Linked DNA regions of Homo sapiens: region 1 is linked to region 2. The links are chromatin contacts, found by Hi-C or POLR2A ChIA-PET in ENCODE. All regions are on one chromosome and are shown on one strand. Each heading gives the region's core, a stretch centred on a gene start or an enhancer-like site at or near the end of the contact. The rest is flanking DNA. Distances are from core to core; before and after follow the strand shown. Region 1 holds the start of RAMACL (RNA guanine-7 methyltransferase activating subunit like). Region 2 overlaps RPS6KA2 (ribosomal protein S6 kinase A2).

Evidence for each region. Hi-C counts contacts between places; a loop is a spot of excess contacts on that map. ChIA-PET counts read pairs that join two places held with the same protein, here RNA polymerase II (POLR2A). Pooled maps may share reads with other maps.
Region 1: a loop to region 2 is called in a pooled map, with 10 times the contacts of the local background. The contact joins the promoter of RAMACL here to the enhancer-like site in region 2. A Hi-C loop is called at or near these places in 1 of 168 maps with a recorded cell type or tissue (endothelial cell of umbilical vein), 10 of 37 single-sample maps with no recorded cell type and 11 of 50 pooled maps. POLR2A ChIA-PET finds 5 or more read pairs at or near these places in 2 of 52 experiments (CD4-positive, alpha-beta T cell and activated CD4-positive, alpha-beta T cell).

What each region holds. Positions count from the first base shown.
Region 1 is chr6:166,582,836-166,589,472 of GRCh38, reverse strand. It overlaps RAMACL (RNA guanine-7 methyltransferase activating subunit like), which reads left to right and starts at 2,795. Exons shown (of 1, transcript NM_001395999.1): 1 at 2,795-6,464. The coding sequence starts at 2,996. The coding sequence ends at 3,352. The region is part of intron 1 of RPS6KA2 (ribosomal protein S6 kinase A2); the gene reads left to right. RefSeq lists enhancers at 15-274, 855-904 and a silencer at 2,453-2,592.
Region 2 is chr6:166,483,603-166,489,552 of GRCh38, reverse strand. RPS6KA2 (ribosomal protein S6 kinase A2) reads left to right here. Exons shown (of 21, transcript NM_021135.6): 10 at 632-720. Among named protein-coding and RNA genes, the nearest start is that of RPS6KA2-IT1, 21 kb to the right of the region's middle. RefSeq lists an enhancer at 3,190-3,690. Within about 2 kb of position 1,297, at least 19 of the 41 ENCODE cell types and tissues checked have a DNase peak (open chromatin) inside an H3K27ac peak, as active enhancers do; they include CD4-positive, alpha-beta T cell and endothelial cell of umbilical vein, where a contact is called at or near this core.

The DNA of each region.
Region 1 (6,637 bases), core at 1,546-4,045, 98 kb before region 2:
TGACCATGGAGGCTGGGTGTCTTTGGCCGATGAATTGAGCTGGGTTATTTTTCAATTCCAGTGTGGATATGTAATGGCAATAATTTAGAACAAGTGCTCACAAAAGTGCATACTTAGTGCTGCAGATTAATACTTCCCATCCTTTTTCTTTCTTTATGTGAAAATGAGCAAAGGAACCCCAGGAGGGGCCCTGGAATGCACCGTGGTTTCCTGTTGAGCTGTTGAGCAGACGCTTTCTCCACACTGGCTGTGAAACATAAATTCACTTTTGGCTTTTGCTGGTGGTAGGAGGAGACTGGCCCCATAGCCATCATTTTTATTTCAATCTGACCACCTGTTTCCAGAAAGCCTGGGGCTCTTTTATAAAAGACTTAAATTTTGAAAGAGTAGTGGCAACCCCAATGTTACTAATTTCAGCTCTGACTCATCAAGGGCTTAGAGCTTCTTCCTCCTTTTCTGCGGGGGCACTCCCTTGCCACCCACCTCCTAGATGCCCTTAACCACCCACTCCTCCTCCCCCCAATTTGGAAGTCAGCCCTGAGAAAGCGACAGTGTTCCTTTTCCATCTACTTGCTGGAACACAGGTAGTCGCACCTGGCCACCTATGCATGGCCTCTGCTGGCCGGGTTGACAGTGAGCACGGAGGGCCATTGGCTGCCGCACCCTGTCTGTCATGTGCGACTGCCCAGCTGGACTCTCTTCGGGCCCTGAGCTTCCGGGAACCCTGTGTCCATCATCAGGGCAGAGTAGCAGCCCCAGGTTACAGGGCAGCAATAAAGCCCACATTCTGGAGTTGAGATCAGACGATCTAGTTCCACCTTTGATTGTTTTTCTGTACAAATAGGAATTATGTACATGCAAGGCTACAAATTAGATGGCAAAATCAGCCAGAGCGAGAGGTTGGGGACAGGCAGAATTTCCCCAGATTCTGGTGTCTCAGCGACGTGCTGCAAGTTCCCAGCGCAGGGTCCCTGTGGAAAGGAGGCAGCAAAGGGATGTCGTGTGCCCAAGAGGAGTCCCCTAAGACCCCCAGTTCAGGTGCATGATGCTCTGTGTGGCTAGGGCCTGTGGAATCCAGTTCAGCCACCCCTCATTTTTTCTGCAGAAAGCCACCCCTGCAGCAACTCGCTGGCCCCACCTGGAAATTATAATTTAGGCCTGTGAGCAGCTGCACACACTCATAGGCTGTTTCTTTGCAGAGATTTGATTCTGCTGTCCACCTGCTGAATGTGAAGCTGACTTTGTGGAGGTCCTTGTTCCTCTTTTTAAACCACACTCAGGGAGCAGTGGAGGGTGAGGGCCCTGGGATGGAGCTGAGCTCCTGCCTTGTTTACTTCAGACCCCAGCACAGTGTGTACATTGGGGAGCAAAACGAAGGTCCCCTGTTTCTTGGAAAGAAGTTCACTTTTAGTTCATGATACGAGAATTCTCTAACCATCACTGGGGTCTCAATTTTCATTCATTTTATGCTGCATATTTTGCATTCAGATGTGATAAGCCAAACAGATAAAAAACAAAATAAATTCACTGTTGTGGCTGGAACCTGAGTGAGTGAGGAGGGCGCAGGGTCTCACTCTCACCTCCTCGGGGTTCTTCCCCACAGGGCAGAGAGCGCACAGTCCCGGAAAGTCCTGCCATGAATGACAGCAGCCAGCAGGAAGTCAGACTCTACCCACTGTGCTAGTGAGGCCAGACGGCTAGTTTCAGCGCCTTCAGCTGTGGCTTTTCAGAGACGTGGGCCCTTCATCTTCTACTTCTGAATCCACTTATATATTTTACATTTTTGTGTGTGTATATATATATATAATATTTATTTTATGCTGGTTTGCTTTTTTTTTTCCAATGGCAGACTTCAAAAAGGGCAGACTCGTTCAAGAAAGATGTTATATCACTGCATGAGATATTCAGGAAGAACTAAAGTGTTATTTTTGAGAACCCACTCTATGCCAGGTACTGTTCTGGGAGTTTTACATGCGTGGGTTCATTTATTTCTCACAACCACTAATCCAGGTAGGACCCCCTCATTCTACATAGGAGGGAACTGAGGCCAAGGACGGGTGAGGAGCTTGTCTGATGCCACACAATTAGAGTGACGGTGATTAGAACTGATTTTGATGGTACATTTCTCTTGTACTTATGAAAAGCAGATACGAATCTCTAGTCTGTGCTTATCTCATCTTTCTTGCCTCCCTCTGTCCCATGCCAGTGTCCAACCAAGCCTTTCTTGGGCCTGTAGGGCTCTGACCCAGGGTCTCTGGACTGTGCACTCTTGTGTTTCAGGAAAATATTTCCCTGAGTTCATAAAAGAAAAATTATTTCTTCCTTATGTGTTAGTCTAATGTCAGGGTTCCTGATGACTGGCCACTTTGCTTCCACATGGGGATTTGGGGGACCCAGGCTTCTTCTTTGTAGCTCCACCAGCCCTAAGGGCCTGCAGTTAGCTGTGGGGGGAAAGAGACTATGAAAGAAGCACCTGCTTCTTTAAGGTACACCATCCAGACACACTCCATTGGCCAGGGCTAGTCACATGACCACACCTGCCTGCAAGGAGGGCTGGGTAATGTAGTCCCCACTGGGAGGCAGCTGAGGGGAGCCCCAGTCTATGGCAGGAGCAGAGATTTCTGAAAGCTGTTGGCTCCCTCTGCCCTGGAGGTAATGCTGAAATTTGACTTTGTGTATAACTGATGTGTGTTACCTTTGTCATGTCTTCAGAATAAACTGTGGTCATTCTTTTTCTTTCCTCCTCTGGTATATATATGGACTAGTTCATGGGCCTTATTAAAAGACTTGTTTGGAGAGGAAGGCGCTCGGTTACATTGGAGAACTGGAGTGGTCTGGAGTTCCACGGTGTAGTGGACCAGAGGCCACCTCTCCTGGGCTTCTCAGTGTCTCGCCGGCGGGGTTCGGCCTGAGCTGGATAGACATAGCCCTTGGCGGATTTAAACAACCTAAACATTAAGCAATACAGCTGCCTCAAACCTTTGGGATTTTCAGAATGACTGACACTGCCGAAGCTGTTCCAAATTTTGAAGAGATGTTTGCTAGTAGATTCACAGAAAATGACAAGGAGTATCAGGAATACCTGAAACGCCCTCCTGAGTCTCCTCCAATTGTTGAGGAATGGAATAGCAGAGCTGGTGGGAACCAAAGAAACAGAGGCAATCGGTTGCAAGACAACAGACAGTTCAGAGGCAGGGACAACAGATGGGGGTGGCCAAGTGACAATCGATCCAATCAGTGGCATGGACGATCCTGGGGTAACAACTACCCGCAACACAGACAAGAACCTTACTATCCCCAGCAATATGGACATTATGGTTACAACCAGCGGCCTCCTTACGGTTACTACTGATAGAAATGTTGGCAGCTTTTAGTAAAAGCATTTACTCTGTTACCATGAGAAAAGTTTGGGTGTCTTCTGTTGGTCATAGTTTTACATCTGATTTTACAGAATGGATTATTGATTTTTTGGAAGTTGAGACTTTAAAAAAAATAGATCTTACTTGCGAAATGCGATGGTTGCTGGGAATACCTGAAACTGTGGATTATATTGCTTGACTTCTACCTCAGAATCTTCTTTGTTTCATGACTTAATAGTGCTTTAAGTTTGGTATATTATTTGACCTCTAGGAATTCTTTGTTTTACACAGAAATAAAAATTTTAAAATAGAAAATGCTTTTACTTTGTAAGGTAAGAGAGTATCCATATGCTTAGATGTGCTCGTTTCTAAAATTCTAGAGGTTGATATAATCAGCTCATGAATGCACAGCTATGCTTTTTGTGATAGATTGTACATAACATCAGCAGTTGAAAGGTAAAACAATTGCTTTTTTTTTTTTTTGCATTTGTTAAGTGACTATGGTACTTTGTGATTCCTTAATCTATAGATGAGTCAGCTCCACACTTGAGTCTCTTTTTAGAGGGAAATCAGTAATAAAGCTGTAAAATAAGGAAAAAAAAAAAAAAAAAAAAAGACTTGTTTGATGTCATGTTTGAGATTTTCTCTTTAACCTTAAAAGATCAGCCTGGACAATTGCACACAATTATAAGTAAATGTGAAAATTAGGTTCTGTAATTAGGATGGCAGTAAACATAGTGGAGAACCATAACTAATCAATACAGACATGTCAGCAATCCTCGATTCCTTAATCTTCAAGAGAAAAAAAGTCATAATGAAGAAGCTAAAGTTGCTGAAGATGTGAGACTGAAAGTCCATCCCAGCGAGGACGGCTTCGTTTCCCAGCCCCGAGTCACTCACTACCTCTTTTTCACGTAGCCAGAGCTGCATCTTTTTTCATGTATTTCAGGGCATTCTGGCTAGAAGGAAAAATGTGTTACTTATGATCTTCTTTTGAAACTCGAGCTTCCTGCACCCCACATCGTTGTAGCAACATCGTCACCACACGTGTGCTCAGCACTCAGAGGTGCAAAGATGACCAAGAAGCTCTCGGGTTTTCTCACACTAGTTGCTACAGCAGAAATCTGCTGTGTGTTTTGAGACATCTTGGGAATGACACACCAATGTGCCACCCCCTCGGGATCTTAAAATAGGTCCAGATTGAATCTTTAGCTAATGTTGTTATTGTAAACCCTGAGTTCCACCAAATGTTTCTGAGTTTCTGGACCAATATTGCATTTCAAATAGATCAATCATGGTCTCTCCATGAGAAATGAATTCTATTGGAACGCTTTCTGAGCTCACAGCTCCTCAACGTATTTACTGAAAACTTGGCATGACAGCGTAGCTCCTTTGTTTCCGTTAAAAATTTCAGTTAAAATTACTATAAAATAAAGTGCAAAAGATCACAATCACAGATAGAAATGACCAGATTGGGGTATACTGAGTTTCCTTAACATCTGGAGAGCTGCTGAGTATCCCCAGAATGCCCAGGCATTTTTCATTTATTAATTGTGATGTCATGACATAACTGGCCTAATAGAGCTATAAAAAGTGTTGTAAGATGTAAATGTTGACATTTAGAGTGTCCCTGTCATCACTGAGTATGGTCATGCTGTTACTACAAATAAGGGATGGAATGTTAATGGACTCAATTGTATCCCTCCATGTTCACATTTGGAAGCTCCAACCCCCAGTGTGATTCTATGTGGAGAAAGGGCCTGTAAGGAAGTAATGAAGGTGAAGTGAGGTCCTAAGCCTGGGGCCCTGATTCGATGGGAGTAGTGTCCTCAGAGGAAGAGGAAGAGAGACCAGAGCTCTTGCTCCACCACGAAAGGGCGCTGCAAGAAGCAGCTGCCTGTGAGCCAGGAATTGGGCCCTCACCAGGACCAAATGGCTGGCACCTTGGTCTTGGACTTCCAGCTTCCAGAACTATGGGAAATAAATGTCTGTTTTGTAAGCCACCCAATCCATAGTACTTTGTTATGGCAGCTCAGGCAGACTAAGAAAGGAGCAAAACACACCAAGGCATTTTAAATTTATTAACCTTGTTTCGTTGCACACCTGGCCTACCAGAGCTATAAAATACATTTTAAGATGCGCCTTTTTGTTGACCCTTAGAGGGTCACTATCACTATGGGGTAAGGTGATGAAATTACTTGAGCTAAAGCAACTGTGTTGACTGTGTTTTGCTCTAACCTATGTTACCATTAGATAGAACCCATGGAAGTAAAATGCTGTAGAAAAACGTGAGAACCAGCCAGTTTGCACATTTCTTCCTGTGGCATAGTACTTCCTTTGGCGTGATGCCTCCTGGACTGAAACAAGCCAAGTGAGATACGTCTTCTGCCATCCAGAGGAGAAAGCCACAGTCTTGTGAGTCTTGTCTCTTTTGGCCATTGGCGCTTTAATAAGCACTCAGGAATTCAGTGGGCTTAGCTTCGGTTTTTAATGACAAACTGTCACGTGAAGACATTTATCAGGAGCGTCTCTCCTTTGTCACCTCTGGACAGTGGGTGGGGAACCCTGGTGTAGACATGACTTCCGCAGTGTTTCAGCACGGCCTGGCCAGAGCTCAGAGAAGGTGCGCAGGATGCTTAAGCTCTCCACCACCAGCTGCTTCTTCCCATTGGTTTTCGCCTCTGTGCTTTGAAGTTGCTCAACAATTTAATCACCAAGACTCACAGGAGGCAAAGTGGAGGGAGCCGTTTCCGCAGATCACAGCGACAGTGCTGTGGTTTGCCCCAAGAAGGCCGTGATCTCTGGTGCAAGTCCTACAGGGTGCAGAGTGCTAGACCCTAGGGTGAGCTGGACATCAGGGCCTTGGATGAGGCAGTGTGCTTTCTAAACAAGCAAGAATTCAGCACTTTTAGCTCACAAGTAGCAATTTGGTTGTTTCTAGGATCTAATTATGTGTAATATGATACCTTGAAAAGTATGCGAATGCGAGTAAAACTTACCAAACTGCTTTGTCTTTATTAGAATTGATATTGAAATAATTATCGTGTATATGCTTCAAGTCTGTTTATCCCAAGTGAATTATGAATAAAAGCAGTCAACGACCAAGTCAAGACAAAGTGAGTGAATTTTAAAGTAGGAGAAAATGTGGAAGGTAAAAAATATAGTGAGTTATTTTTCTTAAATCTTCAAATTATTATCCACATCAAGTTACCAAAAATATTTAAGTTTTAAAACCAACCTATTATACTGCTTTATTCCATAGCTTTTATTATTCAAGA
Region 2 (5,950 bases), core at 48-2,547:
GTGGCCTCAGGGCATTCCACTTGGGAGGGATGGAGAATTTCTGGAGGGAGCACTAGGCTCTGCGCGTGGGGTTCTCAGTGTGCTCTGAGGACTCCGGTGGTCCTGAGACCCTCCCGGGGTTTGCAGGTCCTCCTCTCGCAGGTTTTCTTCATAGCATCGCAACAGACCGAGCACAGGGTCCAGCTGTCTCCTATGAGCCAGGAAGAGACGCACCCAAGTGCAGAACAATGCCACTAAAGACTTTTTTATATGTATGTTTGAGAAAACATAGATAATTTCCATTAACAATGTTATTTGTGTTAATGGGAGTGTTATTGTTTTTTAATGATTTTATTATTAAATAATGTTTATTAATAAAAATTTATTAAAGTGAATTAGGAAATGGAAATTATACAAATTTCTCACTTTACTTTCTACTGTGGTAAATATCACAGCTGTAACCCACATAAACATAAGCTCTTTGGTGTCCTCAGTAACTTTTAAAGCATAAAAGGGTCCTAAGACCCACGTGGTAGAGCACGGGCTGCTCTGGGTGACTGCGATTGAGGTCTCTGAATGCTGACTGGGGCCCTCTTTATAGCTTGTCCTTGTTCTCCTAAAATAGATCCTAAAATAGGATCTTGTTTTTCAGAGCCAAGCTGGGGATGCCGCAGTTCCTCAGTGGGGAGGCACAGAGTTTGCTGCGAGCTCTCTTCAAACGGAACCCCTGCAACCGGCTGGGTAAGATTCCCCGGGACACCCCACCACGGGAACGTGCAGGGCGCTGCCCCGCAAGCTACAGTGGAGATGTGGAGGGCCACCCTCCTGCTCCGGCCCAATGCCAACCAAGGTCACTGAAAACAGACCTCACCTAGAGGTTGAAATAGTACCAGTGCCATCTGAGCTCCAGGAAAAAAGGCCCCTTCACAGCTTCTAAAACACATAGTTGCTGCCAAAATACCATAAGCTGTTTTCTAAAAGCCACTGGTTTTACCCAAAATGGTAGTATCCTTCAACCAATCTGACTTCCCTGAGTTTTGAAAGTCTCTAAGCTAAGGACAGAACCGTTGAAAAGCTGCTTCTAATTTAATTCTCCCTAAATTGAGAAACCTCCACATCTATTAAAATCAGGATCTACTTTAACTACTGATTGATTTTCTTTTCGTGTATGTGACAGCGTATTGAGGATTACTCCGTGGGCTGGGCCGGTCTTAGCGAGTTGGCGCGGCCGTGTTGTCTCAGAGTCAGACAGCAGCAGGAGCAGGGTGTTTCCGGTTCAGACAGCAGCAGGAGCAGGGTGTTTCCGGTTTAGACAGCAACTGGAGCAGGGTGTTTTCGGTTCAGACAGCAGCAAGAGCAGGGTGTTTCCGGTTTAGACAGCAACTAGAGCAGGGTGTTTACGGTTTAGACAGCAACTGGAGCAGGGTGTTTCAGGTTATTTTAACAAGAAAACGAAAGGAACACATTAAATTCTGTTTTTTTTTAAACTCTAACCTCATAGATAGAAGACATACCAGAGGGGAAGGCAAAAGTTAAATCAGGAAATACTTCATTTCGGAAAAAATACTAGATTTTCCTCTCTGCATGCCTTAACCCCAAAGAAAGAAGGACCCATTTAACTTCTTCCCCACATCAGCTTCCATTGCAGGGAACTTTTGCATTCATTTGCAATCCTTCAGTGATTGAAAGTGAAGCTAATCAAAAGTACCTTCCTACTCCACAGTCATATTTCACAATGTGAGATAATTGAAGTATAACTGTGATCTTAGAAAAAAGGAGTTAAGGTGATTTTTAAAAATCAACATTGATGTATTTAAAGTACTGAGTACTAATCCCCATGAGATTCATCTTGTAATGAATTGTCATAGTTGTATTCACCTAATTAAACACATTTACATCCAACTTCTAATCCAGATTTTTATCACGTAAACCACTCTTCCTTCCTGCAGATTCATCTTCATAGTAATTCTTTACTTCATATAAAGATGTCCCATAGTTGTATTTCCGAGGCAGTTCTCCTCTGTGTAAGCAGATATTTTATTCCACTCTACAGACCTCTCGGTGATAACCCACTGTCAGCGCCTTTGTCCACTCAGCCTGTTTTCATTCTTCCACACAACACAGTAAAGCAATTCCTCCTTGTCACCGAGCACCTCTGCATGCCGAGCGTGGCTACCAGGAGAGCAGGTGACACAGTGAGCTCCCGTGGCACTGGTGACGTCAGAGCAGGTGACACGGTGAGCTCCCCGTGGCATGGGTGATGTCACAGGGTGTTCTGCCGTCACTGTCTGCCAGTCACTGCAGGCCAATCCAGAAAGCCCAGGGCACGTGGGTGTGTGTCAGGAGAGTAAATCCCTGCAACATTTCAGCACCTTGGTAAAACCATCAGAATGTTAAATGTATGCACCCTTTTGCCCAGAAGTGTTACTTCCAGAAATCTCTCCAACAGAAATAGCCATACCTGCGTAAAAGGGGTACAAATAAACGGTGTTTGCCGAAGGTCTTCCTGTTTAACAAAGACCTGAAGATGAAGTAAGCATCAATCAATAAGGAAATCATTGAATCAATTATGAAACGTCCACACCACAGCCTGGGGCTGGAGGACGGTGTCTCGGCCACGGCTCTGCACCGTCTGCATTTTGGGCCGGTTAATTCTTGTTTTGGGAGCTGCGCCATGCATTGAGGCTGTTTAGCGCATCCCCACCCCCACCCCGTGATGATCAAACGTCTCCTGACATTGGCAAAGTCCCCCTGTTGAGAATCTCCACGTTGCTGTTACTGACATGGAAGGGCCAGGGTCTAGACTGAATTGCAGCCCACATGGCTGGAGAGTGTAGACTCACCCCGCAGCGGAGCCCGTGCCACCCACACCACAGTGCATCCATGCCAGGGCACATGGAGACACCGATGGACCCAGCCCCCAATGCCACCTGGCAGGGCCCCATGCTGGTGTCTGTGGAAAGGACTGTGTCCAGTGCATTGGATGAAAACTAACTAGCAGGTCACTGCACACATTTTATAGCGCTGTCCCCAGTCAAGGGTCTGAGAGGCTGGGGAACTGTCACCCAGACAGAGGCAGCTTCCTTAGAGGGGTATTCACCAACAGTGCTGTGGACAAAGCTGAAGGCCCCAGCAGAGCAGCCCCAAGTCACTGAGATGCCAGCTGGGGGCGACAATGAGATGGGAGGCCCAGGATGGAGAGCACTCAGGACCAGAGGGGAGGACGCCTGATCAGGACAGAGGGCCCATGCTGCAGCACACACAGGGGCACTGTGTGTGTGTGTTCATGCGTGTGCGTGCACATGTGTGTGTGTGTGCTCACAGCTGTGTGTGGGGTTCATGGCTTAGAGGAACCTACTGACCAAACAATTTTTGCCACGTTGTTGTTACTGGGACCCCCTCAGCAAAGTCCCAGATGGGACCTGAGATTCCAACCAAGAGTCATCAGGACTCCTCCTTTTCATCAGTGGTGACGGTCGTCGTTAGCCAGGGTCACAGCCACATTTCCAAGAGATGTGCAGCTCCTAAAGCTGTCTGCACCTTGGCCCTTCACTCGCTGGTCCTGGTGCACACCCACGGTTACACAGTGACTCGGCTCAGGAAACGCAGCAAGGGCTCAGCGCTCACCCTTAGTGCCCAGAGTCCCTATCCACACAGGGCCTGTCATGGGCAAGACCTCACCCCCTGAGGGTGGGGTCCCAGTGGTGGGAGATGCAGCCTTGGACAGAGGGACAGCCTGGGCTGGGCAAGGCAGGAAGGGCTTGTGTCCCACCCTGTGTCCCGAAGTTGCCGTTTCACTGCAGTTTTCCCAAATCTGGGTGTGGTCTGGCCTTTTGTTTACAGACCCCCCCGTTCATCACCGTGCGTCTGGGGAGGTGGGGGAGGCGGTGTTTCTTAACTCTGAGGGCGTGTTTGGAGACAGATGCAAGTTGAGAAGCGTGTCTCAGCTAAGCCAATGCATCGCGGTGCCCTGGTTTGTCCAAATGCTATGTCAAAGGTCATGTTTCTGATCTGAGTCTTCCAGATTGTGAATTAAATTGAGTCCCTTCCATTGCAGTGTCCGTCAGCCCTAAGAGCAATGTGGATGTAATCCTTCTGGGAGGAAGTAACCCTCCCAGCTGGAGGGGATCAGGGGCTCGCTGGCAGGGGCTTGCTCCCCAGCTCAGCAGATCTCAACCCACTTCAGGACACGCCTGCCTTAGAATCGAGTTTGCAATGCTGTAAACTGCCACAAAATGCACAGAAGCATCTTTGCATGCCATTTCCACTCATCTCTCAACTCTGAAGTTTGCCCATGTCTGGAGCCCCTGGTCTCATTTCATCAGCCTTTTCAGTGTCTGGTCCAGAGCTGTTCTTTTCCGTGACCCTAGGTTGCACCTTTATTGTGTCTGTGGCTCTCCTCCCCTCATTCTCTATGCTGCTGGGTGTAAGCACAGCCTCCCCCACACAGCCCTGGAAGGCAGGCCCCATGGGTGGTGGCAGAGGGTGGGTGGACAGCTCCGACGTTCCCCTGCCTGGGCGGATTTCTAATGAACCAGGAGAACAGGTCGTTCTTCGAGCCTCAGGTTTCCCCCGGCACGGTGCTGTTGATGAGGATGAGAAGATGCCTTGGCACTGCACTAAGGTAGTCATTATCTGACTTGAATTCTCGTGACAGTACTTCAAAGCAGGTCAAACAAGAAACTTACGAAATTCACTTATGAAAACAGATGTATCCATAGGAATTGCTTTTAGCTGCAAGGAATAGAACCTTTAAATAATTTTAATTTTTTTGTTCAATTAATTTAGTTTTCCAAATCACGGTTTCATTCTCTTATTAACACACCACGTGGTGGTGGATGAGTTGTAGACACTGGCAGCTGAACTACTGCTGTCAGGAGCCCAGATCTTCCTGTGGCTTCTGTTTCCCATCCTCAGTGCACTGCCTTTTCATCCTTATCCTCGGTGCCTTGTGATGGCAATGCGGCTACAACACCTCCTGGAATCACATCCTCACTGCAGGAGAAAAAGGAACTGGATGAGGCCAGCTGCCTCTGTCCCCTTTTTCACAAAAACAAAGCTTTTCTGGAAGCCCCTGGGAGTTCTCTGTACTTCTTGTTGACTGGAACCCTGTCTCATGGCACTCGTGACATATGGCACCGTAAGGAAGGCAGGAGAACAAGCATCTGTGGTTGGAGGAAGGAAATGAGGGCTGGAGTGGCGGCTTTACTGGCCAGGCAGCTGGGCCGGCCACAGGTATTCACTAAGTGATGAGATCCACGAAGGCAGAGGTTGTGTCTGGCTCATCTTTGTGTCCAGCTCTCGGACCACGCAGAGCCCCTGGTGAATATGCATGAACTAAAGTGAATTGAAGGAATTGTAGTTGTTCTTTAAGGTGCTCTGAAAAGCTCCTTGCCCTGAAGTGTGTGGAGTTGAGTCGAGCCTGACCCTTGGTGCTCCTGCTTCATCTCTATCCATTTTCCCTGTCAAGTGGTAAAGCAGAAAAGACAGCACAGGTTTGCGGGCATGTCACGCCTTGGCCCCCGCAGTGCCTGCTCAGATGCACGGGCTCTGCCTGTGGACATGGACGTCATGCTGTTTCTGTGCGCTTACCCAGAATTCTTGTTCACAAAGTGTTTTTCTGCTAGTGACTTGCACAGTCCTGCATTCTCTTAGCACTTCACACCTGCCAAGCATGCGCACCTGTCATCTCCTCCGATCTTCATGACAAGACTGTAAAATTGTGTTCATCATTTTCTGTTTGAGTGAGGCTCTGTTCCAAGGTACAAGGGCTTGTCCCGGGACCCTATGTGTGCAGGAGTCGGCTCTAGTTGGCACCCGACCAGCCAGAGAGCAGTGCAGCTGTCGCAGAGGCCTGGGTCCTCCCTTCCCGAATGTGGAAGCACAAACCCATTCCTTCTCTGTGGGTTTCTGAGAAGACCATGTATGAGCTTCTCTTATTTAGTGAGGATGCGATTTACCCTTAATCTTA